Regions from separate parts of the Mus musculus genome. Here region 2 is linked to region 1. The links are chromatin loops, found by intact Hi-C in ENCODE. Cell type or tissue: left cerebral cortex. All regions are shown on one strand. Each heading gives the region's core, and the rest is flanking DNA. Links, peaks and the distances in the headings are about the cores only. Region 1 holds the start of Mdk (midkine). Region 2 holds the start of Mir7000 (microRNA 7000).

Region 1 (15,657 bases), core at 6,738-11,737:
AAACCACCGCCTCCTGTAGCCATCCTGCCTCTGGGCACTGGCAATGACCTGGCCCGAACCCTCAACTGGGGTGGGGTAAGTGTCCTTTAGGTCAGGGTTGCCAGGAAGGAGAGGGAACCTTTGACCACAGGGAAAGCTCAGTCTTAGTCTCCTCCCACCAGGGTTACACAGATGAGCCTGTGTCAAAGATCCTTTCCCATGTTGAGGAGGGGAATGTGGTACAGCTGGACCGTTGGGACCTCCGAGCAGAGCCCAACCCTGAGGCGGGGCCTGAGGAGCGAGATGATGGAGCCACTGACCGGGTAGGTCAACCAGGACGACAGCCAGGTCTGCAAGGGGGTGGTTCATGAGTCAGGGATTCAAGGACCTGGCTGGACTCTACACACCTATCACCCGGTCCTGGGAATGTGGTGAGTTTCTAGTTCTTCACATTCCAGCCTCTTTCTATCCCAGGAGAATGGTACCCACTGAACGCTAGCTTCTTCCTCAGCCTCCCGGCACATGCCTGGTGAGAGTCTCCAGTGTGCCAGGTTCTATCCTAAGCAGTGGCGATACTTAAGTCCCCTGTTCCTGGAGTTGATGCAGTCCATGGCATCTGAGGGCACAGTGCTGTAGGGACCCAGCAGGCCCTCTGAGGAGCTGCTGGCTCCCTTCCCCGCTGCAAGAGCAGGGCCTCCCAAGCAGTGCTGGGGGAACTTTGAAACACTCTTTACTTGACACAAAGGCCTCTACAAGTAGTTTGGCTGAGCAAGGGCAGTGGGTGCTGATATTGGAAAGAGTTGACACATGTGAGACAACTCTGTCATTTCTACCCCTTGACATTTTTCTAGCTGCCCCTGGATGTCTTTAACAACTACTTCAGCCTGGGCTTCGATGCCCACGTCACCCTGGAATTTCATGAGTCTCGAGGTTAGCACCCTCCTGCTGAAGGGGCTGTGGGAGGCCAGGGTAGGCGTGGGAGGTTCAGGAGTGTCGGCCTTTGCTCCCTTAGTCTCCCCACGACCCCAGCCTGGGATGCACCAGCAGGCTGACTGACTTTACCACCCCTGATCTCTACCCAGAAGCCAACCCAGAGAAGTTCAACAGCCGCTTTCGGAATAAGATGTTCTATGCTGGGGTGAGTCTGGGGCCAGCCAGCCCCCAGCCTCCTTTATGCAAGTCACAGGAGCCCTATGATACCGTGGTGAAGGAAGGCCCTGTCATGAGATGATGACACACCCCCTGTCTTCCACAGACGGCCTTCTCTGACTTCCTGATGGGCAGCTCCAAGGACTTAGCCAAGCACATCCGAGTAGTGGTGAGGAGTGCTGATTGACACCCACTGGGGGGCCAGGAGGAGGGAGGTCACCTGGGTGCACGTGTTTCCAACATTCCCTGTTCCTGTGTGCAGTGTGACGGAATGGACCTAACCCCCAAGATTCAGGACCTGAAACCGCAGTGCATCGTCTTTCTGAATATCCCCAGGTGAGTACGGCGGTGGCTCCTGTGGGCCCCGTGTCCCACCCTGCTGACTCCATGCCACAGCCCTTCAATTGTCCTCCCTTAGGTACTGTGCAGGCACCATGCCCTGGGGCCACCCCGGGGAGCACCATGACTTCGAGCCCCAGAGGCATGATGATGGCTACCTGGAGGTCATCGGCTTCACCATGACATCCTTGGTGAGCGGTCCGCCCTAGTCCTGCGTTGTCTCTACCCTTCCTTTCCCTGGCCAGAGCAGAGTAGCCACCTCTGCTCTTTCCTCTGGTTGAAGGTTCCGTGTCCTCTGTTCTACAGTTGGACAGTGACTCTTGCCCTCCCTCCTTTTGCTGTAGGGGAGGACACTTTTATTCCATCTGACGAGGGAGTCTTTGACACCTTTGCCTTATCCCTCCATTCTGTATTCTGTCTGGGGTTCCCTCTTGTGTTTGTCCCCTCACCAGAGCATCTCTGGAAAGAACAGAGCTTGCCCCGCCCACACCTGACCTGACCTGAGCATCCTATGCCCACAGGCAGCACTGCAGGTGGGTGGGCACGGCGAGCGATTGACGCAGTGCCGAGAAGTGCTGCTCACCACTGCCAAGGCCATCCCTGTGCAGGTGGACGGTGAGCCCTGCAAGCTTTCAGCATCACGGATTCGAATTGCCCTGCGCAACCAGGCCACTATGGTGCAGAAGGCCAAGCGCCGGAGTACTGCCCCACTGCACAGCGAGTAGGTTCTGTGTAGGCCACAGTGCTGGGGCCCGGGCCCAGGCTCCGCCTTACCAGAGCTTTAGTTTACTGACCTGCAAAGAGGGACTTGTAGTCTGGTTATATGGCTCAGTGAGAGCCCTTGGTTAGCATGGATAAGCCCTTAGGTCCTCTGGCATCCTAAGTGAGGGGTTTTGGGAGGGAGGCAGGATGCCCCTCTTAGGACCTGGCCCAGTACCCAGCTGAGGATCCAGATGCTAGGCAGGCTCCTTGCTGAGTTCCCTGTCATTGGCTCCACCCTACAGCCAGCAGCCAGTTCCTGAGCAGCTGAGGATCCAGGTGAGCAGGGTCAGTATGCACGACTACGAGGCTCTACATTATGACAAGGAGCAGCTCAAGGAAGCCTGTGAGTGGCTGCAGGGCTGGGGCAGGGAGGGGCGAGCAGCTGCTGGGCTGCCTGGGACATGCAGCCATGCAGCAGGAACATGCAGCCAGTTGCTGGAGGGCCTCTCTGTCTTGTAGCTGTGCCTCTGGGCACTGTGGTGGTCCCCGGAGACAGTGACCTGGAGCTCTGCCGCGCCCACATTGAGAGACTGCAGCGGGTAACTAATGGGAGCAGGAGGAGGTGGGGCAGTGAGCTTCCCAGCCTAGCTGTGACCCACCACGACCTTTGCTTCTGTCTCAGCAGGAGCCCGATGGGGCTGGAGCCAAGTCCCCGATGTGCCACCAACTCTCCTCCAAGTGGTGTTTCCTGGATGGTGAGTCCGACATGAAGGGTCCTTTCTAGGTAGGGCTAGGCCGTCCTGCTGGTGGGGGAACCTGGGCTGATTTAACAGAAGAGCTGGGCTGGGATAAGGACAGACCTCATACTCAGCCTCATACTCTCTTCTATAGCCACCACTGCCAGCCGCTTCTACAGGATCGACAGAGCCCAGGTGAGCCCTGCAGGCCTTCGCCATCCACACACTCAGACCTCTGTGGGCAAGCCTCGGGGTTAGGGGCACAAGCCAGGCACGCTCACCACAGCCTATGGCTATAATATACTCACATGCCTGTGGCTGTGGATCACATGTCCCCACCCTCCAGGAATGCACAGGGATGGCGCCAACAGAAAAAGCTGGCATGCCAGAAAAGGCTTTCTAGGTGGGTGGAAGGGAGGGCCTGGAAGTGCATTGCTATCCAGGGAAACAGAAGAAAATAGCCGGGGCTAGATCACCTGTCTTGGCAGTGGGAGGTAGTTGTTGAGCTGGTGAATGCCACACATAGAGGCCAGGGAACCATGGAAAGCAATAATGGAAACTAAGGGGTGGGAAGAGGGGTAACCCACCTCCCTGCTGCCTCCCCTGGGAGTTCTTGGTCTGAGAGAGGCTTCTCTAGGTCTGCTGCCTTGCTTCTGGTCCCCAAACCGCCCCCCGCCACTGGAAACTAAGGGCCGTGTGCCCAGCACGGACGGACGGACGGACGGACCGACCTTCAGTTCTAACCCCCTCCCCGACAGGAGCACCTCAACTATGTGACGGAGATTGCCCAGGACGAGATTTACATCCTAGACCCAGAGCTTCTGGGAGCATCAGCCCGGCCTGACCTCCCCACCCCTACCTCCCCACTCCCTGCTTCCCCCTGCTCCCCTACACCCGGGTGAGTCCCAGAGCCCCAGAGCCCCCCAACCACCTCTCCCCTGGCTTTAAATCCTGTCTGCTGGCTGCAGGCATGGAATTTCCACCAGCAGGAGCACTTAGGAGCACCACACTCTGTCCCTCTGCTATCGTGCCCCCCACCAGCGGGAGCACCCCCCCATTCTACTGTCTCCAGGCCTGAAAGTGCAAGTCCAAACCGGCCACTCCCAGCTCAGAACACCCTCTCTTAGAAGCTCTTCCATTCTGCACCTCCTGGCCTCTCTAAGCCCAGCATTTCCCGTTTGTCACCACAGGGCCTCAGCCCGGGTTCCTTGGGGGGGTCCCAGGCCATCCTCTGGACTTTTGCCCTTATTGTCTCAGACACTCCCCACCTCCATCTTAGCTTGGCTTTTCCCTCTCAGAGGGATCTTTTCCAGGAATGCCACCTGCGGGTTGGAAAGTGTCCACCTCCGCTTGGTCACACTGCCCTGCTGTGTTTAGTGGCACTTCCAGATCCCTTGATCATTGGTTGGCTTGTGTCCGAGCTAGGACATGAACCCCATGAGGCCAGGGTCTCCATCTGTCTGCTCGCTCCCTACTTGTACCCTACAGTGTGTGATACACAGTAGGCATTCAGTACTCTGGAAAAAATGAAGGCCACCATGGTTGGTACCAGGGAAGGAGGCCAGCTGAGCTGAGCTGGGTCACATCTCACCCTGTTCTGTTCACAGGTCAATGCAGGGGGACACTGCACTGCCCCAAGGTGAGGCCTCTTCCCCTAAAGCCCTGCTGCTTTCCCTGGTCATATGTGGGAGGCTCAGTGGGGGGTCAGGGTTCACTATAGCTCACACGCATAGCCATTGAGTCCCGTGGGATCGCTTTCCTGCACAAGCCCAGCCTTTGACATACACGCCCCACATTGTTCACACATCAACCCATGTTCAGCCTCTGACCTCAGGGTTGATGGGCAGCTCTTCTGTGCAGGTGAAGAACTGATTGAAGCAGCCAAGAGGAATGACTGCTGCAAGGTACTACTAGTCAAAGCTTGGCCTTGCCTCTGGAGGCCCTCACCCAGGGAGGGATTGGGCCCTTGTCATCTGTCATCAGCTGGTCCTCTATGGTGCTGCCCTGTCTAGGTGGCTTCCGACTAGGGACTACTTAATACAGTTTGCCTGTCCCCTGTCCCTTGTACTTGGAAGGGGGTCGGTCTTAAAGGAACTATGGGCTCTCTGGCTTGGTTGGCTGTGCATTTGGGGGAGTCCCTCATTCATAGGATGACAAGACTTATGCCTCTAATGACTCCAAAAACACCCTCAGAAGCCAGGTGTGGGGGCGCACACGTTTAATCCAGCACTTAGGAGGCAGAAGCAGTAGGGTCCCTGTGAGTTTGAGGCTAACCTTGTCTACCTAGTTGAGGACAGTCAAGACTACAGAAAAAGACCAAAAAACCAAAGCCTCAGAAGTGCCTAAGGAGTAACTTAAGTGAGCCTGTGCCTGGGTCCATGCCTGTGAAGGGTGGGTGATCCAGCCCTGCTCTACCCTGCCCACTGCCCTTAGCTCCAGGAGCTACACCGAGCAGGAGGTGACCTCATGCACCGTGACCAGAAGAGCCGCACGCTCTTGCACCACGCGGTCAGCACTGGCAGTAAGGAAGTGGTCCGCTATCTGCTGGATCATGGTAAGCTGCGTTGCTGGGGCTGGGAGGGAGAAAGGGGGAGCCAGGCTCTTAGCATCCCCTTTCCTTTTATCTGCAGCACCTCCAGAGATCCTTGATGCTGTGGAGGAGAAGTGAGTATCTGAGACACAGGCCCCTGGTTCACCAGAAAACCACCTTCCTTCAGGTCTAACCATTTGGTCACCCAGAGCCCAAGAACCCTTTGTGGCTAGCACTGAGCACCCTTCCCCCTCTTGCCAAACTCCTGCCCTTTCTAATGGCTGTTGGGAGACTGCTGGGCAGGCCTAGAGAACTGCAAGTGTCTACAACCAGCCCCTGTTCCCCAGTGGGGAGACCTGTCTACACCAGGCAGCCGCCCTGGGTCAGCGCACCATCTGCCACTACATTGTGGAAGCCGGGGCCTCCCTCATGAAGACAGATCTGCAGGTGAGTTGCCTGGCAGAGCACAAACTCACCCTTTCCCAGACTTGGGGGCAGGGCTAGGGAATTTCAAGCTCTTCTGAGCCAACACAGTCCAGGCCCTGAGAAACCTGAGCCAGCAGGGGGAAAGCTTGTGACCTCTGAGGATACCCTCCCCCTCTGGCTCCGTAGAAGAACCCCTGCCCTTTCCTAAGGCCTTGGGGGCCCTTCCACCCTTTTCCAGGGCGACACTCCCCGGCAGCGCGCTGAGAAGGCTCAAGACACAGAGCTCGCTGCCTACCTGGAGAACAGACAGCATTACCAGATGATCCAGCGTGAGGACCAGGAGACAGCTGTGTAGTTAAGGGGACCATGGATCAACAAGGGACACTACCAGAGGACTCTCCTTGCCCATCTCACTGCCACATTCCTGTCAGATGGCTATGGGGGGACCCTGCCACAGGGAAGGAGCCCCGTGCCACCCCCTGAGAAGCTGTTCAGATCTAGGGCTGGACTCTAAGGAGCTGGACTCTCACCTGTCCCTGGTTTCATGGGGAACAGGAAACAGGCTGGGCTGGCTGGTTCCCTCCCTTCAGGGCAGCCTCCAGCTCACCACAGCAGATGGAAGGGCTGGACAGAGCTCAGCATCGATGTCAGGGAGGCCTGCACTCAGCAGGACTTTCAAAAGCCACCTGATCCTTTGGGCTCTCTGGAGGGTTCTGGGTACCTAACCCTCCTCTCTGATCCACCCACCCTGGGCATCCCAGAAACTCAAGAGCCTGCTGTATTCACTTGCCCGCTGCCCTGCTTGGCACCTACCCTGGTCTTCCTCCTCATGTATCCAGCCATTTCATTTCGGACTGTATGGCCTGGGGTGGGGGGTGGGGCTCCCACGGTGACTTGTTTACAGCTGGGTGTGACTCAGTAAAGTGAATTTTTTTTCCTTTCTTGTTTTCTTTTTTTCTTGTTGTGGGGGACTCACATGAGCAATGGTGTGTGCTGGGTAATCCTTGGGGTCGGGGAAATGGCCACCAACATCTCAGATCACTTCGGGAGATGGGTCTGCCCCGATCCTGACCTCTGCCTAGGGCCTTAGGCTCACAGCGCCTGGGGCGGAGCTGATTTTCCCGCTCCTGCAGGGATGATAACAATGAAAGTAAAAGAGGTGGGGCGGGGGCCAGGCTTGGGTTCTTTGGTCTTTTGGCCCTGTGCCCTGGAGCAGTCCCCTCCCCCTGGCTTGTACTGGGGGGGGGGGGGGGGATCTGCTTGAGGTGAGCCTGAGGCCCCAGGGTCAGGGGTGGGCGGTTATCACCTCCGGGGGAAGCCCGGTCTGGAACTTCTCAGACAGCTCTTGTCAGCGACAAGATTTACCAAACTCATTTCTATGTGCTTCCCCATCCCCCCCAACGCCCTTCCCTCCTCCTCCTCCCCCAAACCTGCACTAGAAAAAGGCTCTCGAGCCTTGCTCACCCGGAGCCATCTGAGGTCCCAGGTACCCAGCTCCCTGCCACATCAGAGACCCTTCTTGCACTCTGAGTGAACTGATTAAAAAAAAAAAAAAAAAAAAAAAACCAAGCCGGAGGTGAGCCGGGCCTCGAAGGGAAGGTTCGCGGGTGCGGTGGCCGCCCCGAGCCTGTGACACCAGGACATACTCCCGGGGCCCGCGGTGGGCAAGCGAAGTGGTGACCTGAGAGCTGACAGGCTGCGAGAGGGAAAAGTATAGACAGGCCTAGACCAGGGGAAGGGGAGGGGATAGAGAGCTGGGCCTGCTACGAGGGGACCTGAGCCAGAAGCGCACTGGTAAAACCGAACTCCAGGACCAGAGACCCAGAGATCAGAGGTGAGAGGCACAGACGCGGGAGTCCCGGCTCGGCGAGGGGCGGGAGTGGAGGCGGGGACTAGGGGGGTCTGGGGAGGTGCGGGTTTGGGGGGAGGGGGCGGGTCCTTCCACGGGATGGGGGGAGGGGCGGGGGCCCATGTGACCGGCTCAGACCGGTTCTGGAGACAAAAGGGGCCTTAGCGGCCTTAGCGGGACAGGCCGGAGCGGGAGGGAGCGAAGCATCGAGCAGTGAGCGAGTGAGCGCACGCAGTGGCTGTGGCCCCAGTCCCTTCAGGCGGCTGCTCTGCCACCAAGGGGGCTGAGGTGGGGGTGGGGGTACGCTGAGACATCGGTTCCAAGTCCTCCCTCCGTCTCCCCCTTGTCGGTCCGACGTTTTGGGCCTGGAAAGTGGGACAAGTCAGTCAAGGGTGGGAGGTCCTTCCCGCGGTTCCTAGCGGAGAAGAGACTAGGCGAGAAACTCTAACCCAGGTTTTACCCCTAGGATGCAGCACCGAGGCTTCTTCCTTCTCGCCCTTCTTGCCCTCTTGGTGGTCACGTCCGCGGTGGCCAAAAAAAAAGGTGATGGGATAGGATGGGCTCAGGAGTAAAAGCTGGGGTGGGCAGGTGAGGCAGGCCGTGTGACCAAGTGCTGGTCCGGCACGCCATGTCCTTAACTTTGTTCCTTGCGCCCTGTAGAGAAGGTGAAGAAGGGCAGCGAGTGTTCGGAGTGGACCTGGGGGCCCTGCACCCCCAGCAGCAAGGACTGCGGCATGGGCTTCCGCGAGGGTACCTGTGGGGCCCAGACCCAGCGCGTCCATTGCAAGGTGCCCTGCAACTGGAAGAAGGAATTTGGAGGTGAGGTGGCGCGCGGGAGGAGGGCGGGAAGCCAGAGGGTATGTCCTTATAAACCGGAGGCAGGGAGGACATCCACAACCCTCCTGTCTCTCACCGTGGGGCCACTCTCCCATCAGCCGACTGCAAATACAAGTTTGAGAGCTGGGGGGCGTGTGATGGGAGCACTGGCACCAAAGCCCGCCAAGGGACCCTGAAGAAGGCGCGGTACAATGCCCAGTGCCAGGAGACCATCCGCGTGACTAAGCCCTGCACCTCCAAGACCAAGTCAAAGACCAAAGGTCAGCGAATATGGTGGGGTTGTGGGCCAGGCTACTCCATGCTCTGTCTCTGCAGAGCAGTCTTAAAGTTAGGAATGGGCAGGCACTTGAGGGCCACTCTCAGGAGATGCTAAACCCTCTGCCCAAGTAGGAACTACTCTTTCTGTTGGATCATCCGACCTGGGTTCCTGGGAAAGGCTTGTCTTTGTCAACTGAGGAAGGTGGGGTGGGATCAGGGAGGAGTTAACTCTGCGCTTAAAACTATGGAAAGGCTGTCCCAAAGGTACATGCTGCTACCTGACTCCCAACAGCTATTGAGGCCAGCAGGGCAGAGGTGACTCTGCCCATTTCCCCGGTGAGGAACTTGGAGTACTCTGATCCTAGATGAAAATAGAAAGTTGAAAGTCAGGCTTGGTAGCTCGTGCCTGTAAAAAGCGGCACTTCAGGACTGAGGCAGTAACACTGCCTTGAGTTCAAGGTTACAGACTGAGAGACTTGAGAGTCTGTCTTTAAAGGGGGGGGGGGGGCGCGAGGGTTAAAAAGTTGAACGAATAAAGAAAGGTTTCATATCACATGGCTGCCCTTTCCCACCACTTCCAGGTGAACTGGTCAGTCACCACTAGGGGGCAGGATTTTCTCTCCTTGATGGACATGTCTGCGTTGTCTGGTGAGTCCGAGCTAGGTCACCCACCGCACTAATGCATCTCCGTTATTGTTTTCCAGCCAAGAAAGGAAAAGGAAAGGACTAAGTCAGGAGGCCAGAGAGCCTCCGGCCTCGCCTGGAGCCTGAACGGAGCCCTCCTCTCCCACAGGCCCAAGATATAACCCACCAGTGCCTTTTGTCTTCCTGTCAGCTCTGTCAATCACGCCTGTCCTCTCACGCCCACACCAAGTGCCCAAAGTGGGGAGGGACAAGAGATTCTGGAAAGTGAGCCTCCCCATACCCTCTTTTGTTCTCCCCACCCTGATACTTGTTATTAAGAAATGAATAAAATAAACTCACTTTTTTCCAATAAAAGCTTCTTTTTTAATATATAAAAGCCCCTTCCCAGTTTGCCATGGAGCTCTGTCGGAGGTGGGAAGATGGGGAAAGATGGACTGAGGGGAGCTGAGGGCTATGAAGGAAGTGCTCCCTACAGCTCGTGGAAAAAGAGCAGAACATTTACAAAAAAAAAAAAAAAAAAAAAAAAAGTCTCCCAGGGACCCACAGGGCTGGGGTTAGGGAAGGGGACCTAGGTGACTCACTTGAACTCTGTCCCAGCTCATCAAGAGTTTCTGGTCCAGGCTACTGCAAGTCTGGAATTTTCTCATTGGGGATCCATGAGGGTGCTTGCTTGTGTCATTCGCCACTGTGGGCTGTATGGATCACCAAGTTCCCCACCATCACCTTTCCCTCCTTGGACCCATACCTCCCTCCGCTCAGAGGTAGAGAGGAACACTGCCCACTGCTGTTCATTTGATGTGTGACCTGGGGGGGGGGGTTCTTGACAATTTGACAATAAGATCCACCATTAATTGATTCAGTCCCCTGGAGTCTGTATCTCGGCTTAGCATGGCCTCCCAGTTGCCCTGTCCAGATGACTGCTGGCCAGGGGAGTGCCAAAGGGCTTGGCTTCCCATCCAGAGCCTGGCTGAGCAACAGTGGCAGGGAAGTCCCTCACCTTGGAGTGGGACTTGGGGGCAGGGGAAGGGCTGAGCCTACATGCAAGGGAGAGGAGGGCGCAGGAAGGCGGAAAGCACCGATTACAGCATAACGGGGGACCCCACCCTTGCAAGCCTGGCTCCTTTTGCTCCTCTCAAGATGCTCCCAAGTTCTGCTCTATTCATCCACCTCCACCGATGGTTGGCCTTGATAGAGCCACTGCCCACTCCAGCCATCGTCCCCCATCTTCCTGAGGCAAGGTAAAAGATATGGGCCAGGTGGTGCCAGTTCAGACCGTCCCTGGGCCGAGCCTCCTAGGCTTCAGTAGAGATCTGCTCTCCCATCCCAGCGAAGAGCCTCTTGTACCTCACGGTGTCTGGGAGACCTGTTCTCTTCAGCAGATGCGAACTCAGAGTGGGGCCGCCTACTCTCTCCTCCACAGCCGGTGAGCCATGTGGTTCCCCGGTACACACTCTTGACACCAGCACCTCCTAAGGCACCTGCCCGTCTACCTGGCTGTGCCGATGTTCCGATACTGGCACAGCAAAAGGTGCCGGAAGGTCTTTTTGAAAGTGGCATTGCAGAGTGCATAGCAGGCAGGGTTGATCGTGCTGTTGACGTAGCAGAGCCAGTAGCCGATGGACCACACCCTTTCGGGGATACAGCTCTGGCAAAAGGTGTTCACCAGGACCATGACATTGTAGGGTGTCCAGGTGAGGATGAAGGCCAGCAGAATGGCAAAGATTGTCCGAGTCACTTTGCGCTCCCGGGCCGCCATCTGCCGCTTCTTGCGCACCTGGTTACGAGCGATGCTGGCAAACTTTCGGGCCACATTGGCTGCTGGGCGCATACCAGCTGGCGTGGCAGGTACGATCTCGATGGCAGTCACACATTCACTGCCTGTCTGCTTTGTCACAATTTGGATCTTGGACCACTTGGAGGCTGGGTTGAGGGTTCGTGGCTGCAGGGTAGGAGCGGGCAGCGCTGGTGTGGTGGCGGCCTCTGTGGTGGACAGCTCTGTGGGTGGCCGTTCCTTGGTGTTCTGGGTGGCACTGCCTGAGCTGGACTCATTGGAAGTGTCCTTGTCAGCCACTGGGCGTGGAGGCGGGGGCAGGGCTGGCGGAGGAGCCTCTTCTAGCTTCCCGTTGCGCAGTTCCTCTCGAGAAGCGCCCCCTGGTGGAGGTTTCTTAATGCTCGGCTTCATCAGAGGGCTCTTGAGGAAAGCCAGAGTCTTGGCCTTCTTCTCCTTGGGGCCCTCGGGTCGATGCTTGTGAACACGGCTGCGGCTGGCCAGCGAGATATGAATATACAGCACCGTCATGATGACCACAGGCAGGTAGAAGGCAGCAATGGCTGTGCCGAAGGTCACCGCCGGGTTGGACAAGAACTGGATGAAGCACTGGTTATCAGGCACTGTCCTCTTGCCCACCACAAACTGCCAGAACAAGATGGCAGGGGCCCAGAGTACAAAGGACAAGACCCAGGCGGCTGCAATCATGAGGCCTGCCATCTTAGTAGTGCGGCGGGCTGGATAGGTGAGGGGCTTGGTGACGCAGAAATAGCGGTCAAAGCTGATGATGAGAAGGTTCATGACAGAGGCATTGCTCACCACATAGTCCAGGGCCAGCCACAGGTCACAGACCACGGCACCCAGGGGCCAGTAGCCCTTGATGATGTATAAGGTGTAAAGGTTCATAGAGAACGCCCCTATGATGAGATCTGCACACGCCAGGCTGAACAGGAAGTAGTTGTTGACTGTCTGCAACTGCCTGTTGACCTTGATGGACAGCATCACCAGGATGTTACCCACCACAGTCACCAGGCTCAGGGAACCAGTCACTGTCGCAATGAACACCATCTCCACTGTCTCCAGGTGGTTGTGGGCTGTTGTGACCAGGCGCACAGACTGATTGGCTGAGCTGCCATTGACAGGTGTGAAGTTCGCCATGCTGAACCCAACTGGAGACAGGTGGGCAGTGGCTGGAGGAGGAAGGAGACAGCACAGAAGTGAATGGTGGAAGAGGATGGGGGAGGGGGGAGGGGGGGAGGAGTCACAAACTGTGGCTGGAGGAACTTTATCCAGGAAAATGTCAGGGCTCCCTGTGCCAACCATTCCTGAGTTCTCAGTCCTCTACCGTTTACTGGAAGCTTCCTCAGGCAAGTACTGTAATCAGCTCAGGGCTGAGGTTATAAAAGTGAATGAACACACATGGTCCCCATCTCAGAATGGATCATCTAGTTTTGGGGGGAAACAGAAACACATGGCGGGGGAGGGGGACACTGCTAGAAAGAAGATGGTGAAGGGAAGGCTGAGAGAGAAGACGGGAGAGAACTTGGTGCTTGCTGGCTGATCACCGGCCTCACCCTGAAGATGACGCAGATGAGGGCAAGGAGGAAAGCTGGTGGGAAGGAAGGCAAGGAGATACGGCAAAGGCCCAGAGACAGAGCTCAGGAAAGCAAGGGGCATGAGGAAATGGCCCCAAGGACTTGAAGCAGGCAGCGGGGCCAAATGTCTAGTTGTTTGCCCACTCAGGCCTGTCACTTCCCAACCCCTGTTTTTTGGTTACTGAAGGTTGTAGACAAAGCTATACACATGGCAGACATGTGCCACACACGTGTACCGCTGAGCTACATCTGCAGCCCCACTTGCTCATCTCTTTTCTTTCTTCTTCTTCCTTTAATTTTTTTGTTTGTTTGTTTTTGAAAGAAGGTCTTACTGTGTAGACCTGGCTGACCTCAAAGTCACAGGCCTTGATCTGCCTGCCTCTGCCTCTAGAGGACCAGAACTGCAGGTATGCTCCACCATGTCCAGCCACGTGGACATTTCTTAACCAATCGTGGCCAAGGGAGATTTGTTCTCCCATTCCTACACTGTCGTCGTCATCATCACCACCACCACCACCATCATCATCATCGCAGCCAGCATAGATTGTCTACTGAGTTCCTGCACTCTGTGTTTCCTCACAACCGAAGGCAGATATTGAGGAAACAGGCTCAGAGGTGTTAAATAAGGTTCCACATTTCCTTGACATCCTGTGGCTGCTCCAGTGCATTTGGGAGCAAGGAGAGCAGTCAAGAAAGACACAGGACCTGATGGTTCTAAGGGCTAGGGAGGTCACGCTAGCGACCAGAGGAGGTGAGGTGGGAGCTGGGACACCTGGAAGAGGAAGAATAGGAAAGGGACTAGAGAGATGACGCAGGAAGTTCAGCTTCGCCTGCCCAGCCCAGTCCCAGGGGTGAAGAATGGACAGAGTGGGGGCTGTTAGATCCCCAGCAAAGAAATCAGAAGCCTGAAAGACACAGCAGCTGAAGAAGGGTCTATTTGATTTCCCAAGAACTAAGGACAAGCTCCCTCGTGGAGCCAAAAGATGAGGGAATTACCCCGGAGCCAGCCTAAGAGTTCACATCCCACACAGAGGATGACCCAGCTAAAGTCCTACAGAGCCCCTCCCCAGAGTTTGCCTTCCCTCCCACCAGGCTCCCTTCATCTCTCCTCCTCCCCTTCCTCTTCCATACATGTGAGGGAGGCCCACGCCCAGCACGCTGTGCCAGGGCAGCCGCTCAGCCCAGCCTCCTTCACACCCGCCAACACACAAGCATTCCACATACGCACAAAGGCACCATCTCAGCCACACGCAGGTCGTATACGCAGTCCTGTGCGTCTGTGTGTGCATCTGTGTGTGTGTGCGTGCACGCGCGTGCATGCGAGCCTGTGTGTGTGTGTAAGAGGAAGAGAGGGTGCAGCAGCCAGCTGTGGAGGAACAGGCGCCAAGTCTGCAGCTTGGGTTCAATAGTAGGCCAGCAAGGTCTAGCTGTACAGTCCGAGGAGAACCATTTGCCCTCTGAGAACTAGTTCTGTCATTTACAAAATAGAGGATCTTGTCCCACTATGGCCTTTGAACAGCCAGGGGACCCCCTTAGCACCTCAGCTTGCTCTCCAACTGGAAATGGCACCAGCCAAGCTTGGGCCAAGCTCTCCAGCTCCAACACAAGAGATACAAGAGATTGCCTTCTGGCTTCAAAGTTAAATCCACTGGTCAAAGGAAGACAGGAGGAAGTGGGGTAGTGACACTCCAAGGTCACCCAAGGAGTCAAGGGCAAAAGACAGATCAGTTCTTTCAAGGGACTCCACAGTGGTATTCAGCTCCAAAATGGGGCCTTAAGCATCAGATGCTTGGAGGGTAGCATCAAGCATAGAGGCTGTTCTCCCTACCTCACCCCACCCCAAATACCCACTGGCAGGGACAGGGACGAGGCAGTAGGGGAGCCATTAGCATGCACCAAGGAAACCTTCACTTTAGTCTCTCAGGACCAGAGCACAGCCAGCAGCCAGCAGGATAAGAAGATGAAGGTGGGGAGGTGGGGGGCAAGATGTGTGAGCTAGGAAAAATACAATCTCTCTTGTTTATTGAGTCAGAAGCCCCTCAAAGTTTACTGCCTATAGCACCCAGACAAGGTAAGTACTATTGGTAACCTCCTCTTACAGACATAAAAGTCCTCTTACCGAAGGGCATCGTGATAATGAACCTGATCAAAGTCATCCATTCGTAAGAAGGGGAGGGTCTGCGACACTTTATCTCCAAGATATTCCCCAAACCACACAGGATAGAAGCCCCCCAAGATGCATCTTAGATGTGGAACCCTCATATTCCAGTTCCCTCACTTGGGTTTGACCTTTTGTCCTCCTGGGACCAAGAAACAGCCTTGACAAGTAAATGACCAGATGAATGGTGGGTGGTTTGGTCTTCCCGGAGCCCCGACAGATGCAGACTGGGTAAATTCAGTTTTCTCAACTTGGTCCCAGTTTTCTTTCTAGACTTCTCTGATAGTCTCTCAGATGTTCAGACCACAGCACCTTCAGGCACAATTCTCTGCCTCCCCCCCCCCCCCAAATCCCGCCCATCTAGAATCCGAGAAGGCAAGCAGCCATCACCCTGGCCTGTGAGCACCGCTAGATGGCAATGTCGGTCCCCGGTGCCAGCTCCGGACCCCGAGCCGGAGGTTCACCACGTCAAGTCCCAGAGTAAACCGCAAATACAGAAAAGCGTCAGGGCAGGGCTTCTCCCACAAAGGAGCAAAGGGAGGGAGATACTGCCTGTCTCCGTGGTCCCAGGTTGCCACAAAGGTCCCTTAGGTTCGGCCAGGGTTTCGAGGATGAAAAACTTTAGGGCGTCGGGATTCCACCCGCACCCCGCAAGGCACCCATCAAGGAACGTGTAGGTGGGAAA
Region 2 (15,657 bases), core at 3,500-8,499, 460 kb before region 1:
GGGCGAGTCGGGAGGCGCTCCACGGAGCTCAGGGGCCCTGTTTAGACTGAGTGAGGTAAAAGGCAGAGGTGTGAGCCTTCTAGGCATCCCTGGGAGCTACACCCTGTCCTTCCTCTCCTGGGTGACCTTGGATGAGCTTGTATGCCTCTATTATGTACCTAACCTCCTGGTCTCTGGAAAAAGGCCCAGGCATTCTCTCCAAGTCCCCAGATGTCCCATTTATACTAAGCCAGACAGAATACCAGGGTTAGGGTGAGCCGGTGCAGGGGACAGGCCGGCACCACAGTGGCAGTCTCAGCAGTGCATTCCAAGGTGGGCACACAGAGTAGCCTGGGCTTCTGGAAGCCTGTTAGTGTTCTAGTACCAAGTGTTCTCCATGGTCTCTCACAAGCCCTAGCCTTGGTCTTCCCTGACCGCATGTGTCCAGGGTCCTTACACCAGCTGAGGTTATGTAGTTGAAGAGATGACACCAAGAATGTTAGCAGGGAGTCCCAGGTCTCCTTCACTGTGACCATGGCTCAATGGTGTATATCTTTGTGGATGAGAGAAAGGGGCACCTACTGTGCCCTTCTGGTGGCTCTTTGGGTCTTGATAACTGTGGAGTGCAAAAGTTTCCCTACTCTGGTACCTCTTGGGGTTGACATGGCCTTGGCAGTGCCTTGGCCACGGAGGCATCTCTCCAATAGAGCCGAAACTCTGCACAGTTGGGCCTTCTAGGACTGCCTTCTGGTTGGCAGCAGGATGGAGAACTCCCAGCCGGCGATGCTGGAGAAACCTGGAGCTGCCTCCTCCGCCACCCTAGGTGGAATGCCTTTTGGCTCCAACCCCAAATCCTTCTCCTACCACTGTGCTGACAGACTGAGTCCTTCGTCTGGGAGCTGCTACCTGGCTCCCAGTGTCTTCCCCTGAAAAGAGGGAGATGCCAGCAGGCTTAGACGGGCGATGACCCCCTGGGTTGTAACTGTGGTTTCTGTCCTCACCAGGCTCACCCATGACATCAGCCTGGAGGAGTTTGAGGATGAAGACCTTTCGGAGATCACTGACGAGTGTGGCATCAGCCTGCAGTGCAAAGACACCCTGTCTCTCCGGGTAAGGGCTGGGAGGATGGGGACAGAGATGAGGGGACCCCAATATTTACAAAGGAGTTTTTGAGTGTGTGTGGCACTCCCAGGAAGTGAAATAACAATACAGGAAGCATCCGGTATAATGTTTGACACATCTTGTGTGCTCAATCCGAAATCTTCATTTAATATTTTGTATTGTTTTGCTGGTGCTAAAGCCAGAAGCAACTCCTTCAGTTGCTCACAGGGAGAGAGAATGGAGGAGGCTTGAGGGCCAGAGTTAAGAGAAGGGCCTCTCAGGAGCATCTTGGCAGAGGGCCTGCAGGGTGGAGCCTGGTGGACTCTGCAGTGCTTTGGGGCAGGAAAGAGGAGCCCGGGTGCTGCTGGACTAGCTCCTGTGGCTGCTGCCTCTGCACCACCCTGACCACACCACCAGCCTTTTAGGCTCTCAGTGGCCCCACAGAGGGCTTGTTCCAGTATTGATATTGCTCGGAGCTCCTGGGTTTTACCATAGTGACAGACTCTCTCCTGTCTTCATATCTGAGTGCCAGGGTACCCAGGATACATGGGGATCCCCATTCTGTCGTCAGAACACAAAGCAGGGACTTACTTGCAGGATACGGAAGGCAACTGTACAGGGTTCAGTATCAGAAGCCAGAACTTTATCTATAGCAGGCAGTTGAGGAGCTAGATATGGCCTTTTGGTGGCTGTGGTGTGAGCCAGGGGAGGGAATTTGTCTTAGTGGTGCCCTCCCAGTATCCCTAGCACTTTTAGAAACTTTTAGGCAAAGGAAAGCAAGCTGGGAAGATGACTTTATGGTTCCCACATCAAATCCTTCCCTCTCTTATCAGGCCAGCAAGGATAGAGGCAGAAGCTACTTCTGGGCTTCATCAGTGGTCCTAGAGCTAGGTCATGACTTCCCTAAGGTCCTATACCTGCTCTGAACTTTGAAACCACTGTTGCCCATATGTAGGGCTGCAGAAGGTCTTCTGCAATTAGCCAGAACTCCCTCCACCCCTGGTAGTACTTGACTAACGAGGGTGATCTCCTGGTGGGAGTCTAGTCAAAGGCTCAGCCGCTTTAACGCATATTTCGCTGTGTCTTTTCCTCTCTGGTAACCGGGAGGACAGTAGTATAGGCCCAGTCAACTCTTGAGGGTTGAAAAAAAAAAAAAAAAAAAAATCAGAGGATCTGTCCAAGGTGCCAGGAGTTAGAGGCAGCAGCATTGGAAGTAGCACATAGTTCAAGACTAGGGATGTGTTCCGGTTAGGGATCCCCTTCGGGATCCGCACTGCGGTCTTCCTCACCTGGCTGACTTGCACTTTTCCCAGTTTGCTTCAGTGACCCCTTCAAATGCCAGTTGTCTCACTCATCCCTATTGGGGCAGGAATTCCTGGGCGACCCCTAGGTCTCCATGGCAACAGTGGTGATTTCACTCTGGGCTCGGCTTACAACCCGGGTGAGGTCACTGGCCGTTACCAAGGGAACGGAAGGGTGCAAGGAATCTGGAGGGGGGAACCGTGGGAGAGGAGAGACGTGGGCGGGTTCTCTGTGCTAGCTGGAGTAGGGATGCGGCCTCCGCGGGGAAGGAGGGGTAGCGGACGGGAGAGGCCCAGTGCTTCTGTCTCCGCCTGGCTCCCAGTGTTTCTCCCCTTGCGGCCGCAGAATGGACTCGTCCGATTGGGAGGCGGGGCACAGAGGCATCAGACCCACCCCTCCTGCGAGACCCCTCCCCCGCTCACAAGGCCCCTCCCCTGACTCCCCTCCGTCCGCGCCGTGCAGCCCCCGCGCGCCGGGCTGCTGTCTGCGGGTAGCAGCGGCAGCGCGGGGAGCCGGCTGCAGGCGGAGATGCTGCAGATGGACCTGATCGACGCGGCAGGTGACACTCCGGGCGCCGAGGACGACGAGGAGGAGGAGGACGACGAGCTCGCTGCCCAACGACCAGGAGTGGGGCCTCCCAAAGCGGAGTCCAACCAGGATCCGGCGCCTCGCAGCCAGGGCCAGGGCCCGGGCACAGGCAGCGGAGACACCTACCGACCCAAGAGGCCTACCACGCTCAACCTTTTCCCGCAGGTGCCGCGGTCTCAGGTGAGCAACCCTGGGCAGAGAGAGGGGGCGGTGCCCTGGGTGGACCGGAAAGATGGAGGGGCGCGGGCCTGTTGGTGATGCCGGGGAGGGACAGGCTTTCTGCAGGGAAGGATAGAGGAAGGGCTTGAAGAGGGACAGCAAAGTCTGTCCTGAGAGGGACTGAATCCAGCTGTCTGGGTATGGAGCCTGCATTGCTAGGGATTTGTGTAGGGAGAGTTGCAGAGAACTAACAAAGGAGTTGAGGTCCTGCAGTTAGGTCCTCTTTGGGTTAGTGCATCTGGGAGGGTTGAGGCAGCAGCAGGGCCTGGGGAAAAAGAGCCTCTGAAATGAGATGAAGGTGGGGAAGGGAATTCAGGGTCTGTCTCCAGTTGGACATCTCAGCAGCTGGACATTCCAGAAGGCAGCAATAGAGATGGGGTGGGGATGGAATTGCTTGGCTGAGTTGGGGGACCTAGGGCCCCTTGCTGGTGGCTGGATGCCAAAGAGGGCTGCCTCGACCCATTGTCTTACAGGCCTAGTCAGGAGAGATACTGGGAGGGAAGAAGCTGGGGAGGTAGGGCTGCTGATGGATGGCGCAGGGGCTGCAAGGAAGGGGTTGGTCCCTTTCCCAGTATCCTCTGGCATGGCTTCTGGCAGCCCAGCTCATCAATGGTGTGTGTTGCTTATGGCATTCTCTGGGGAGGAAGCCCAAGTTGTGTGTGGAGAGCCTTGTGCAGGGGCACTGTTCAGGGTCTCAGGAGGCTGAGAATGTGGGGTTCGTGAGCATCCTGGGAGATGCAGGAAGGAGGGCTGCTGATATTACATCTGTCATTCCTCAGTCACATGGTTCAAAGTGGGGGTGAGTGTTCTGGAGTCATGGTTTGAATGACTCACCCAGGCCCACAGGCAACTTCCGGGGAGACCCTTCCTTGTGCCAGGATGTCCTTGCCACTTTGCTAGACCCCCCAACTTTCTGAGCTCGAGGACAGGGAGTCAGTCGCTAGGTTCTTCACCAGGGTTGGGTTTGTGCATGGGAACACGTCTCCTGTCAGTGTCTGGGCTGCTGTCTTGCTCTCCTGGGAGCTGTGCTTCTTCCTCCAACATCTGCTACTCAGCACCCACACTGGCCAGCACCACTGCATCTCTTGAGGGTTGTCTCCAAGCCAGCAGGCCTGTGGGGAGGGTGCTAACTTCCCACCCTGCCTGCCTGCTAGAGGATGGTTGGCAGAAAGGCCTTTGGCAAGGCAAGATGGGGTGGGAACAGCCTAGGGATGGCCTGATGGGGGCAGGACCAGGGCCTCCCTGTGCCGGGCACTGCTGACTACTGCTTCTTCATAAGAGCCTTTTGTTCTCTGCATAGGACACGCTGAATAATAACTCTTTAGGCAAAAAGCACAGTTGGCAGGACCGTGTGTCTCGATCATCCTCCCCTCTGAAGACAGGTAAGTCAGGCCTCTCTCCCCAAGCTGGAGACCCAGCAGTCTTCACCTGGCTCACCTGGGCTGAGGTCATCTGGAAGCCAGTGGCTGGCTGCAGAGGACAGTTGGGAAGAGGAGGGGACAGGTATCTGGACAGAGGTTCTGCCCTCAGCACCCACCTGCCTGTCCTCCAGGAGAACAGACGCCTCCACATGAACACATCTGCCTGAGTGATGAGCTGCCACCCCAGGGCAGTCCTGTTCCCACCCAGGACCGCGGCACTTCCACCGACAGCCCTTGTCGCCGAAGTGCAGCCACCCAGATGGCACCTCCAAGCGGTCCCCCTGCCACTGCGCCTGGTGGCCGGGGCCACTCCCATCGAGACCGAATCCACTACCAGGCAGATGTGCGGCTCGAGGCGACTGAGGAGATCTACCTGACCCCAGTGCAGAGGCCCCCAGACCCTGCAGAACCCACCTCCACCTTCATGCCACCCACGGAGAGCCGGATGTCAGTTAGCTCCGATCCAGACCCTGCCGCTTACTCTGTAACTGCGGGGCGGCCACACCCCTCCATCAGTGAAGAGGATGAGGGCTTCGACTGCCTGTCATCCCCAGAGCGAGCTGAGCCACCAGGTGGAGGGTGGCGGGGAAGCCTCGGGGAGCCACCACCGCCTCCACGGGCCTCACTGAGCTCGGACACCAGCGCACTGTCCTACGACTCGGTCAAGTACACACTGGTGGTGGATGAACATGCCCAGCTTGAGTTGGTGAGCCTGCGGCCGTGCTTTGGAGATTACAGTGACGAAAGCGACTCTGCCACTGTCTATGACAACTGTGCCTCTGCCTCCTCGCCCTACGAGTCAGCCATTGGTGAGGAGTATGAGGAGGCCCCTCAGCCCCGGCCTCCCACCTGCCTCTCAGAGGACTCCACCCCGGATGAGCCTGATGTCCACTTCTCTAAGAAGTTTCTGAATGTCTTCATGAGTGGCCGCTCTCGTTCCTCCAGTGAGTCGGTGAACGGGGGGAGCAGTGTGGGAACCTGAACAGGACCTCACACACCACATAGTCTGCCTGACAGCAAGACAGAGCTTTCTACCTGCTCTGAGCCACCTCCTCCAAACTATTGCCTTCCCACAGGTGCTGAGTCCTTTGGGCTGTTCTCCTGCGTCATCAATGGGGAGGAGCATGAGCAAACCCATCGGGCTATATTCAGGTGAGGGCTGCCCCCTTCCTTGCCTCTGCCAGCTCATCACTGGCATCCCCTCAGCTGCTGGGGGACCATACCCTCTTGTAGGAACTCAGCTTAGTGACAAAGTGCTGAGGTGCCGTGAACTATAGGTGCTAGGACTATACACCTAACCTGGGTAGGGGTCGGAGAGATGCCCACCCTACATAGAACCTATGTACCCTAGGCAAGCTGCTCACTTTCATTTAAATTTCTTAAGGCCTAGGCTCCCTTTCTCCCTGGCCCCTGGGTTTTTGGATAGGAGTGTCACGTGTTCCTTCAGAGTCGGCACTGTGACGGGCACATGGGTAATCTGCAAACGTCAGCAGCTCAGGACCCCAGACTGGGCCTGGCTGCAGCACCTCCCGTGCCCTTGGGGACAGGTTTGTGCCTCGGCATGAAGATGAACTTGAGCTGGAAGTGGATGACCCCCTGCTGGTGGAGCTGCAGGCAGAAGACTATTGGTATGAGGCCTATAACATGCGCACCGGAGCCCGCGGGGTCTTCCCTGCCTACTATGCCATTGAGGTCACCAAGGAGCCTGAGCACATGGCAGGTAGTACGCTTCCCCCGGTCTGGTCTTACCCACCCCTGCCATCTGCCTGCCAACTCGCTGCCAGTGAACACACACCCCAGGTCTTAGGGAGAAGAGGAGAGGTCATTTCAGTTCCACTTCACAGTTAGTGCCCCGCCAAGTCAGGGCCTGTGGGGATGGTGGCATCGTCGTCTGCTGCCTGAGTCACTCTTCATGCTCCTCTCTCCTTGGCTCAGCTCAGAGCCCCTTGCTGATGGCTCTCTTAGACTCCTCCTTGTATGCTTGCTTTCCAGCCCTTGCCAAAAACAGCGACTGGATTGACCAGTTCCGGGTGAAGTTCCTGGGGTCTGTCCAGGTTCCTTATCACAAGGGCAATGATGTCCTCTGTGCTGCTATGCAAAAGGTACCCACGTTTGGATCCATGCTTCTTCCTGGGGGGTGGGGGAGCCTATTCTCAGCCAGCCCACACTATTGGGGAAAAGGATACAGGGATCTGGAGGCTGTGCTGTGACACAGTGAGACAGCTTCCAACAGAAGCCCATCCCTCCACAGATCGCCACCACCCGCCGGCTCACCGTGCACTTTAACCCGCCCTCCAGCTGTGTCCTTGAGATCAGTGTCAGGGGTGTCAAGATAGGCGTCAAAGCTGATGATGCTCTGGAGGCCAAGGTGACTTCCTTCAAGCCTCAGCCTTCTTGCCTATGGGCATCTCCTCCCCCTTGGTCTCTTGCCTGCTGTGTGAGCCTAACCCCAGACACCGCATTGTCTCTCCTGCCTACTTCCTACCAGCTGACTTCTTGCTTCTCCCATCACTCCTGTAGGGAAATAAATGTAGCCACTTCTTCCAGCTAAAGAACATCTCTTTCTGTGGATACCATCCAAAGAATAACAAGTGAGTACAAGGAGCAGTCATGAGAGTCCCATTGGACATCTTCAGACATGGTGGGTGAGTAGGGCTCAGAATCTTATCTCACAGATGCCTGCCTTCCACAGGTACTTTGGGTTTATCACTAAGCACCCTGCTGACCACCGGTTTGCCTGCCATGTCTTTGTGTCTGAAGATTCCACCAAAGCCCTGGCGGAGTCTGTGGGGTACGTGTGTACGTGTGTGTGTGTGTACGTGTGTGTGCACGTGCTGTTTTCATGCTCAGTTGTCAGCATCACCCCTGCCCTCTAGTTCTGGAAGCCCCAATCCTGGAAGAGGCTGGGAGGTCCCAAGAAGCCCAGGCTCTGGACCACTCCTTGTTGATTAGCCACTGGTCCTCTTCCCCACTTGGCCCTTTCTCTTTGGGCAGTAACTGCCCAGAGGACAGTTAAGCTGTCCCCAGCCCCGGATCTCCCTTGTGGAGCCTGGGATGAGGCTCCTGGTCACCCCCATGTCCCCCACTTCCCAGGCGTGCATTTCAGCAGTTCTACAAGCAGTTTGTGGAGTATACCTGTCCTACAGAAGATATCTACTTGGAGTAGCAGCACCCCCACTCTCTGCAGCCCCTCAGCCCCAAGCCAGTGCAAGGACAGCTGGCTGCTGACAGGATGTGGTACTGCCACAAAAGAATGGGGGAATGAGGGCTGTTGGGTCGGGGGGGCCGGGGTTTGGGGAGAGGCAGATGCAGTTTATTGTAATATATGGGGTTAGATTAATCTATGGAGGACAGTACAGGCTCTCTGGGGACTGGGGAAGGGTGGGGCTGGGGGGTGGGGGGTCAGGCCCCTGGCCACAGAGGGACTCCCTAGGAACAGAGGCACTGTCCCATCCTGGGCCTGTTTCATGCTAGGGGCCCTGGCTTTCTGGCTCTTGGCTCCTGCCTTGACAAAGCCCATGCCACCTGGAAGTGTCCAGCTTCCCTTGTCCCCACCTTGACCGGAGCCCTGAGCTCAGGCTGAGCCCACGCACCTCCAAAGGACTTTCCAGTAAGGAAATGGCAACGTGTGACCGTGGAGACCCTGTTCTCATCTGTGGGGCCTCTGGGCAGCTCCAACCTCCAGCCTGGCTAGCACACAGGTCCTCGCAAGGTTGTGTGTGCAAGGAGAGGGCCACAGTAAGCCCCATCTGCCAGGAAAAGGAGGCCTCTTAGCTGGCCCCAGCCAGCCGGTCACTGTCTTGTCACCTGGCTACTATTAAAGTGCCATTTCTTGTCTGGATCAGAGTGGGTGTATTTACTTGGACCCCTGCTGGGCCTTCTTGCGCCACACAAGCTATGGAGCCAAGCACTTGCTGCCCAGAATAGCTTTATGCGGGGTTCCCATCACAGGTTCACATCATAGTAATAGTCAGCCATGTTGGGCCCGTCCCGCTTGCGCTGCTGGGCCTGGGAGAGAAGGGGTCGGGGCCCACCTGGCCTCGGGTGCTTGGGTCTGAGCCCATAGTCTAAAGAGAGAAGAGAGAAGGGTGGAAAGAAATACTGCTGACTGGGAATGGGGCTATAGCCAGCTCTCAAGAGGCAGTCTGGGAGTAGAAGTAGGGCTTAGCCCTAGCGGACCTCTAAGGGCACCTGCTATGGAAGGTGGGGGAGGGGAGAGAAATACTACCCTACCATCCACCAGGCCTGAGAGAGGCTGCAACAGTTCCAGCGGGGCTGAAAATTCCTCCGGAACAGATTGCTGAGACCTATGGGAAATATTGCTGTGCTGAGCCCTAACCCAAAAGGCCATTGCCACTTCTTTGTGAGGGACAGTCCAGGGTGAAGACTTCATGAACTAACCCTTCCCAGGATAATGGTCAGCCTCTTCCAGAGTCTTCTAGGCCCTGAGGCTCTGGCCTTACCTCTGGGGCTGAGGTCGAAGGAGTGCGCCTGCCAAGATGAGGTAAAAAAGGAAGAGACTGAGTCCAGCCCTGGGGTACAGAGCCCCAAGCATGGCGAGAACCATTGTCTCCAGTCCCTGCTGTGGGGGCTATCTGCCCCTCCCCCAGCCCGACAGAACCTGGTGCCAGTTCTCAGGGCCACCTCACAAAGGACATTAATTCCAGAGTTCAACATCAGCACTATCACACATGTCCCTGCCAGGACACACCTCCCTTTAGTTCTAGGGACCTGCCAATTCCATACTATCCAACTCCAAAGCCCTGTCCATCACTCTAGACTACTGGATGCCACCAGTCCTCCATACCCACATGGAGTCCCCATGGTCTGCTGGGGTTATCTGTCTCCCATCCCAGTGCCTTGGTCGAGCCTCTCCCATGTCATGCCCAATTGTCAGAGTACCCATGCACTTTCTTCTCTGCCTGCCCACCAACCCATTTACCATGGAGTGCTGAAGATAAGGTCAGCAGCTCCTTTCCCCACTGCCCACCACACCAAGTATATGACACCAGACCTTCCCTGGGGCCTCAGGCCACCCAGTCCCTATGCCCTTACAGCACAGCACTTCAGTGAGATCCACCAAGATTCCACAGTCGCCTTATCTGACAGCTATGGGCTAGAGTAACTTGGTGGCTGAGTCTCTATCCAGCTCCAAAATGCCAAGCCTGTGGTGGTTTTGGTTCACAGCCTGATGGGAAGCTTGGCTCTCCTCTGCTATCACTGCAGGAGGCACCTGCCACTGTGCTGCCTGACACTACTTCCGTCTCCAAGATCTTAGCAGTTATGGTCACAGATTTCCTCTGATCATCGGGACCTGCGGGGCTGGAACTATGCCTTGCATGGCATTGAATAACCACTACAGTGCAAGCACCCAGAGGACACCTGTCAGGCTAAGCAGAGGGTCACAGGTTCCAAAGCCAACAAACGGACAAACTGTCCTTCCCACTACCCTGGCTCACAGCAGGCATCTATGGCTCTCAGAATCATGTGACAAGCATGTCAGGTTAAGGCTGAGACTATGAGGGCATCTTGGATGAGGGGAGACCTGAGGGACAGGTGCAGGCAGTGTTCTCCAAAGGCCATTGGCAGCACTTCTGGGAACAGTCCACACAAGGACAGGAGGGAGGGAGGGAGGTGTGACAGCTTAGCCCTATGGTCCCACAATGAGACTGCCATTGAGTTTGAAGCCCACAAGTCTCTTGTCTAAAAGGGAAGGGCAGAAGAAGAGAGGAAAGGACAGGGAGTATGGACAGAAGAGTTGAGGCCCACGCAGTCCTGCCACACCCTCCTCTGTCTTCTCCAAGTAGCCTGCATGGCTCCAGCAATCTGTCTTCCTGAGCCAGTCAGCCTGTGGAGAAGTGTCCTGGAGAGAAACTCCAGCACACACCCAAACTCTGCCCATTCCCTTACAGACTCAGGGTCACTCTATCTCCTGCGGTAGAGAAGAGCATCTCCTAGGGCTTGCTGGTCAGCCCTGCAGGGGAAAGGATAAACGGGGGCCCTGGCTACAAGGAATGTTAGGTAGACTACGGTAATCCATGGCCCAGTTCAGCTTGTCTTCACCAGGGACTAGTGAGATGGAAGCATCTAGTCAGGCAGCTGAGGCAAACGGTGACCCATGCCGGAGAAGGCTAAGTGACAGCAGCTCCCTGGGCCTGATGGAGATCTCCTGCTCTGTGACGAGGAGCAGAATGCAGTGGCTTCCTTCTAGGAGGATGTGAAGAGGAACAGCTGTGGTGACTGGGCTGAAGAGCTGAGCTGCAGGAGAGGAGCTGCTGATGACACAGAGCCACATGCTGGACACTACCAGAGTCAGGTTTATTAGAGAAGAGGGGCCTGGGGGAACTGGAGGGCTGAGGGGCCCTGCCCAGAGCAGCAGAGCACAGCACATGGCCCTCTGCCCCAGCTCCCTCATGGCTGTCAGCCCCAACTGTAGAAATAGATTTTCTGCCAGGAGGGCAAGTAGTCCATGAGCGGCCCTGCAATGGAGGGAAGGGGGATGGGGGGCGGGGTTAGAGGAGCCAGGCCCCTGGCCCCAGGCCCTGCAATGGAGGGAAGCGGGGTTAGAGGAGCCAGGCCCCTGGCCCTGCCCTGTGCCCTGTTCTGACACTGCCACCAGCAGAGCAGCTCGAGACCACACCTCCTGCCTCTGATGCTATGTTAGAGATTAGGTCACAGACAAGGTGCCCAGGTTGCCAGGGAACATGCTCAGCATGTCTTCCTTTATGGCTGGGTACCCAGGCAAGCCCCAAGGCCCCTCCTTGCCTTACCAGATAAGTCTGCCTCCAAATATGCAGGTCCCAAAGGCAGGAGGAGGCTTGCCAACCTGATATGGCCTAATAATCCAACACAGGCACTGTTCTGGCCACAGCCCCACCTCCATGGGCCACCTTCGGCCCTGGCACTGTCACCTCCCAGTACTGATTTCAGGTTCACTCCTGACTGCCCATTAATCACACCAAAAAAGGACAGAGCAAACATTAAAACGGGCCCTTTGTGCCTCAGGGACATCCCACACCACGTTGTCCTACCACACTTACTTGCCACCAGACCCACGCCAGGGATGTGGTCTGTAAGCAGCTGGAGCAGGAAGAGGATCTTGGCTCTGATTGGGGAAAAGAACAGCATGCTGAGGGGCAGGCGGGGCGGCTCCCTGCTGACCAGGAGCTAAAGGCCTTTACTGAGCACCAGGCATCTCAGAAAACAAGGGACTAGGACCCAACGAAAGGCTAGACCACCGGAAGTCTGCTTGTCCACAGCTGCACCCCATGTTCCCAGCTGTCAGATTGTCAGCTGGCAGACGTCACTCATACCCCTCCCCTCCTCTCTTTTCTACCTTCCTACCATTGGTATTCAACAACAGTGCTTCCTAGGGGCCACTCAGAGCAAGGTCTGTACCCTGGAAGTTTCCGGAGGGAAGGAAGCTGGTGAAAGAGCAGAACTACACAGAAACCTCACCAGCCAATGCTCAGAGTAGGCGGGGTCTGGGAAGGTCCCCTCTGCCTCAGAGAGAGGCTTAAGATAGGGGATTTCCACAGGAGAACTTGGGGCGGGTTGGAGATGTGGTTCATGTGCTTAGCATTGAGGCCTGCGGCTTGAACCCCAGCAGTCCTCGGGGGGACAAGACCTAACATCACGTCATTATATATCAAGCACAGGCAAACACATTCGGTTACCGCATGCTATAAAACCTATCAGCCGGGCCCCAACACTGTCCCTGTTTACAGGCGAGGACATGAGCCCAGCTCCTGCTCAGACACCCCACCATATGTCATAGTGCCCTGGCAGGCCTTTTTCAGAGATTTCTCTGGCTAATGCAGGGGCTCTGATCCTCAAAGTTGATCAGTGTTGGGTGGGCCCAGCAGTAACAGTCTAGTGGAGGCCTGCTTAGTTGCCCAGCCCCTTTGAAGCATAGCGCCTGCTCTGCGAAGTGGATGTCCCATGGAGAAAAGAACTGGAGAGGGGCAGTCTGCACCAACTGTGCCCTGCAGATCTTGTACCCTGCTGTCAGCAGTCTCTCAACACCAAGTATGAAAATTCACACTGGCCTGTCCCCTTTGAGGGCAGGCCATGTGGCTCTGGAGGCTAAATAGCACCAGAGCCAGCAGTTACTCAGCAGACCCCAGCCCTCTCCATGCAGCACGGAATACCCTGGTGATGGGAGGAAGGCTATCCTTACTCAGAGAAGCGGTCATAGAACGGTGAGCGTAGCAGGTAGTATAGCAGCAGGATTGTGCGACGCCTCAGTTCTAGCCGCTCCCTCCGGGTCAAGTTCTTCCTGTCACTCAGGAGACTCAGGCTGTAGGGGAAGGGACATAGGGACAAGGATGACCTATGACTCTGAGAAAGAAAAAGCCACACAGCAAGCAGAGAGCCCCATGGAACTCCATATCCTCACCCATTCTCACCTAGTCATATCTACCACACCAGACAGTAGCCAGGGTGTCCACGATCGCTGACCCCATAAGCCCAGGCTGAGCACTGACGGTCAAGATGTCAAGGATATCTGCAGTGCAGGGTCCAGCTCAGCTCCTCCCCAGCCCGCCACCAGCACAGCTAAGGATACAGTGCAGCAGGGGCCGGGCGATGTACAAAGACTCTGCAATGGTCTCCTGCAACCCCAGAGGTGTTGGGGGTGTGCTCAGTTCCTCCTGCTGCTGTTTCTGCCGAATTTCCCGCTGCTGAGGGGCTCCCCAGTACCGTGAGTGCAGGGATGGGCCTAGAATATAAAGACAAGGTCAGTGAGCCAGGAGCCAGAGTGGGTGCTGACAGAAGCCAGTCCTACGGGCTCACACTGACCTCAGCACCTAGGTGCCCAGTCCAGCTACATCTTCCACTTACTGTTCTGGAGGGTTCGCACCACTCTGTGTGACCGTTTCCCCACATATGATGGCTCCTGGCTGCCCGGATTGTGGTCACCATCTAGCAGGCATAAACAGGACATAATGTAAGAGGGACACATTCCTAGCAGAGCCTGCAGAGAACATGTGTACAGTGAATGCTTGAGGATCTACAGAGCACAAGAGCCTGGCCTCAGGCAGCAGCTGAACTAAGGGAATCACACCCAGAGACCGTGGTTTGGCAAAAATCTTTCCATAGAGGGAAGCACTCTGGCACCTACCCTGGCCCAGGAAGAGGCCATCCTCACGCACAGTCAGTCAACCAAGAGCCTAAAGATACTAAAGGAAGGATAGGAGGGCCCACCCCATCAACATCTGTCGGGGCTATAGGACTGTGAGGCTGCATTCTCTCGATCTCTTGTGGTCAAGTTCACATCACTGTCCCCTTTCAAAATAAGGGGGAAGACTGGAGGCTGACGGAGGGGCCCAGAGCAGCCAGGTGCCCTGCCTCTTGAGGATACGGTTCATGATACAGAACCAGGCCCAAGACAATTTTGGCAGGACACCTACCTTGTGCTGGTGCGCTATCCCTAGTTCCTGTAGCCTACAACAGAAAAGAAGGACTCTTGCACACGTCCCAAGTTCAGGGATGGGAGTGAAGCTCAGTGGTAGAGCACTCGACTCGCATGTACAAGACACTGGGTTTGACCGGCAGGAGCTCAAACAAATAAACTCCCAAGTTTAAGTTCTCATTTTCTCCAAACCTTGCCTTCTTCTTTCTTATAGAATAAATAAATGGGAGTACTGAGCTGACAGGAAATGTGCTGCAGAGCCTCAGAGCAGTCCCACACCCCACTCCACTCCTGGGAGAGAAGCAGCTTACCCAAGGGCTGTGCCTGAGTTTCCCTGTCCAGTGGAACAATGGGGGGTGATGTCTGAATGCCAGCCTTGAACCAGATCAACAGGAGCATGCGCAGGACGGCCCTGGGGTGGGGATTATGGCAGTTAGGGGAAAGCGGTTAGAAAGCAGGTAGCAAGGCTGCTCTGCTGAGCACCTCATTGCTGGACTGGGTCACCCCACCTCAGTCCTGCCCTCCACAACCCAACCTACTTGGCCAACTGGATGAGAGCAATGACGAGCCAACGGCCTACTTCGCCCCACACCTTGGCAGCCCCCATCTCCATGAACACCTCCACACACTCCAGTACACTCAGCCATGTCAGCAACTTCTGCTGGGACAGCGACTGCAAGAAGCCCAGAGGTCAGGGAGCTTCTCTACCCCAAGTGCTGTCTTAGAAAAAGCAGGCTGCTCCAGCAGGTGGGGGCCTCCTCCTTTCTAAGCCTAACACCTCAGTTCAATACCAAATCCATTGCTACCAGGCTGGCTGGCCTGGGACAGGCCTTTCTAGCTCTCTAAGACTTCATGCATGAGGGCTGGAGAGACGCTCTTCTACAGGTCCTGAGTTCAATTCCCAGCAACCATATGGTAGCTCACAACCAGCTGTAATGGAATCGGATGCCCCCTTCTGGTGTGTGTCTGAAGACAGCTAAAGTGTACTCATATATGCAAAATAAATAAACCTTAAAAAAAAAAAAAGACATCTGTAGGATTTAGTTTGTTTTTTGGAGACAGGGTTTCTGTGCGTAGCCCTGACTGCCCTGGAACTCACTCTGTAGAACAGGGTGGCCTTGAACTCGAAAATCCGCCTGCCTCTGCCTCCCAAGTGCTGGGATTAAAGGCGTGCACCACCATTGCCCAGCCTTGTTTTTTGTTTGTTTGTTTGTTTTATTTTGTTTTTTAAAAGAAAAGAAAAGAAACTTCATGCATGAGACTACCAACAATTGATCTGCGGCTCATGTGGGCATGCCTCACTCTCTGAGACAACGACATGTACCACACGTGCTGGTCATTACTGTTTTCCTCCCAAGTCCCTGAGCTTCCCACCCCCAGCTCCTGGCAAAGTTCTCACCACAGGCAACTTTTTTCGAAGCTCCTTCCTCAGGATCCCGTCATTGAGCAGCACCAGCAGGTTCGAGGCAGAGTACACTGAGAAGCAGATTGTGGTCTTGAGAGGCCGGCCCTGCTGTGGCCTTCACCCCTCTCACCCTTACCCCAGAGCCCTACCGATCACAGCTACCCACAGACTGTGTGGAAACCAACAAGCCTCTCCGCCCACTACCTCAGAGCCCCATTCTCTCCATGATG

Evidence for each region. Hi-C counts contacts between places; a loop is a spot of excess contacts. Peaks named below come from ENCODE experiments on the same cell type or tissue, not always from the same donor. Only the 100,000 strongest peaks of a DNase experiment are listed, where the experiment ranks them.
Region 2: a loop joins it to region 1, with 4 times the contacts of the local background. A loop is called at or near these places in 1 of 42 quality-filtered maps.

What each region holds. Positions count from the first base shown.
Region 1 is chr2:91,923,969-91,939,625 of GRCm38, reverse strand. It overlaps Chrm4 (cholinergic receptor, muscarinic 4), which reads right to left. Exons shown (of 2, transcript NM_007699.2): 2 at 9,797-12,409. The coding sequence starts at 12,377. The coding sequence ends at 10,938. Mdk (midkine) reads left to right here and starts at 7,767. Exons shown (of 5, transcript NM_001012336.2): 1 at 7,767-7,932; 2 at 8,178-8,254; 3 at 8,372-8,530; 4 at 8,647-8,808; 5 at 9,511-9,821. The coding sequence starts at 8,179. The coding sequence ends at 9,536. Dgkz (diacylglycerol kinase zeta) reads left to right here. Exons shown (of 32, transcript NM_001166597.1): 14 at 1-75; 15 at 162-302; 16 at 831-909; 17 at 1,062-1,117; 18 at 1,235-1,297; 19 at 1,391-1,464; 20 at 1,547-1,658; 21 at 1,989-2,188; 22 at 2,472-2,572; 23 at 2,689-2,768; 24 at 2,855-2,924; 25 at 3,061-3,101; 26 at 3,665-3,804; 27 at 4,514-4,545; 5 more. The coding sequence ends at 6,217. Gm39876 (a long non-coding RNA gene) reads right to left here and starts at 7,409. Exons shown (of 2, transcript XR_866530.3): 1 at 7,327-7,409; 2 at 5,110-6,989. In left cerebral cortex, for the core only: CTCF peaks have their summits at 9,409 (motif pointing right) and 11,602 (motif pointing left); DNase peaks (open chromatin) are centred at 9,101, 9,441, 10,957, 11,567 and 1 more place; H3K4me3 peaks cover 1,406 bases; H3K27ac peaks cover 2,716 bases.
Region 2 is chr2:92,376,468-92,392,124 of GRCm38, reverse strand. It overlaps Mapk8ip1 (mitogen-activated protein kinase 8 interacting protein 1), which reads left to right. Exons shown (of 12, transcript NM_011162.5): 2 at 984-1,089; 3 at 2,845-3,150; 4 at 4,490-4,571; 5 at 4,742-5,554; 6 at 5,687-5,762; 7 at 6,158-6,330; 8 at 6,603-6,712; 9 at 6,862-6,978; 10 at 7,131-7,201; 11 at 7,303-7,401; 12 at 7,704-8,449. The coding sequence ends at 7,776. Mir7000 (microRNA 7000) reads left to right here and starts at 4,679; the gene lies at 4,679-4,741. Pex16 (peroxisomal biogenesis factor 16) reads right to left here. Exons shown (of 11, transcript NM_145122.2): 3 at 15,422-15,498; 4 at 14,562-14,695; 5 at 14,334-14,434; 6 at 13,452-13,532; 7 at 13,177-13,329; 8 at 13,019-13,091; 9 at 12,790-12,909; 10 at 11,651-11,715; 11 at 10,905-11,089. The coding sequence ends at 11,031. 1700029I15Rik (RIKEN cDNA 1700029I15 gene) reads right to left here and starts at 9,207. Exons shown (of 3, transcript NM_183112.3): 1 at 9,074-9,207; 2 at 8,844-8,917; 3 at 8,522-8,677. The coding sequence starts at 9,177. The coding sequence ends at 8,556. In left cerebral cortex, for the core only: a CTCF peak has its summit at 6,207; DNase peaks (open chromatin) are centred at 4,260, 5,135, 6,228, 6,766 and 1 more place; H3K4me3 peaks cover 1,676 bases; H3K27ac peaks cover 3,425 bases.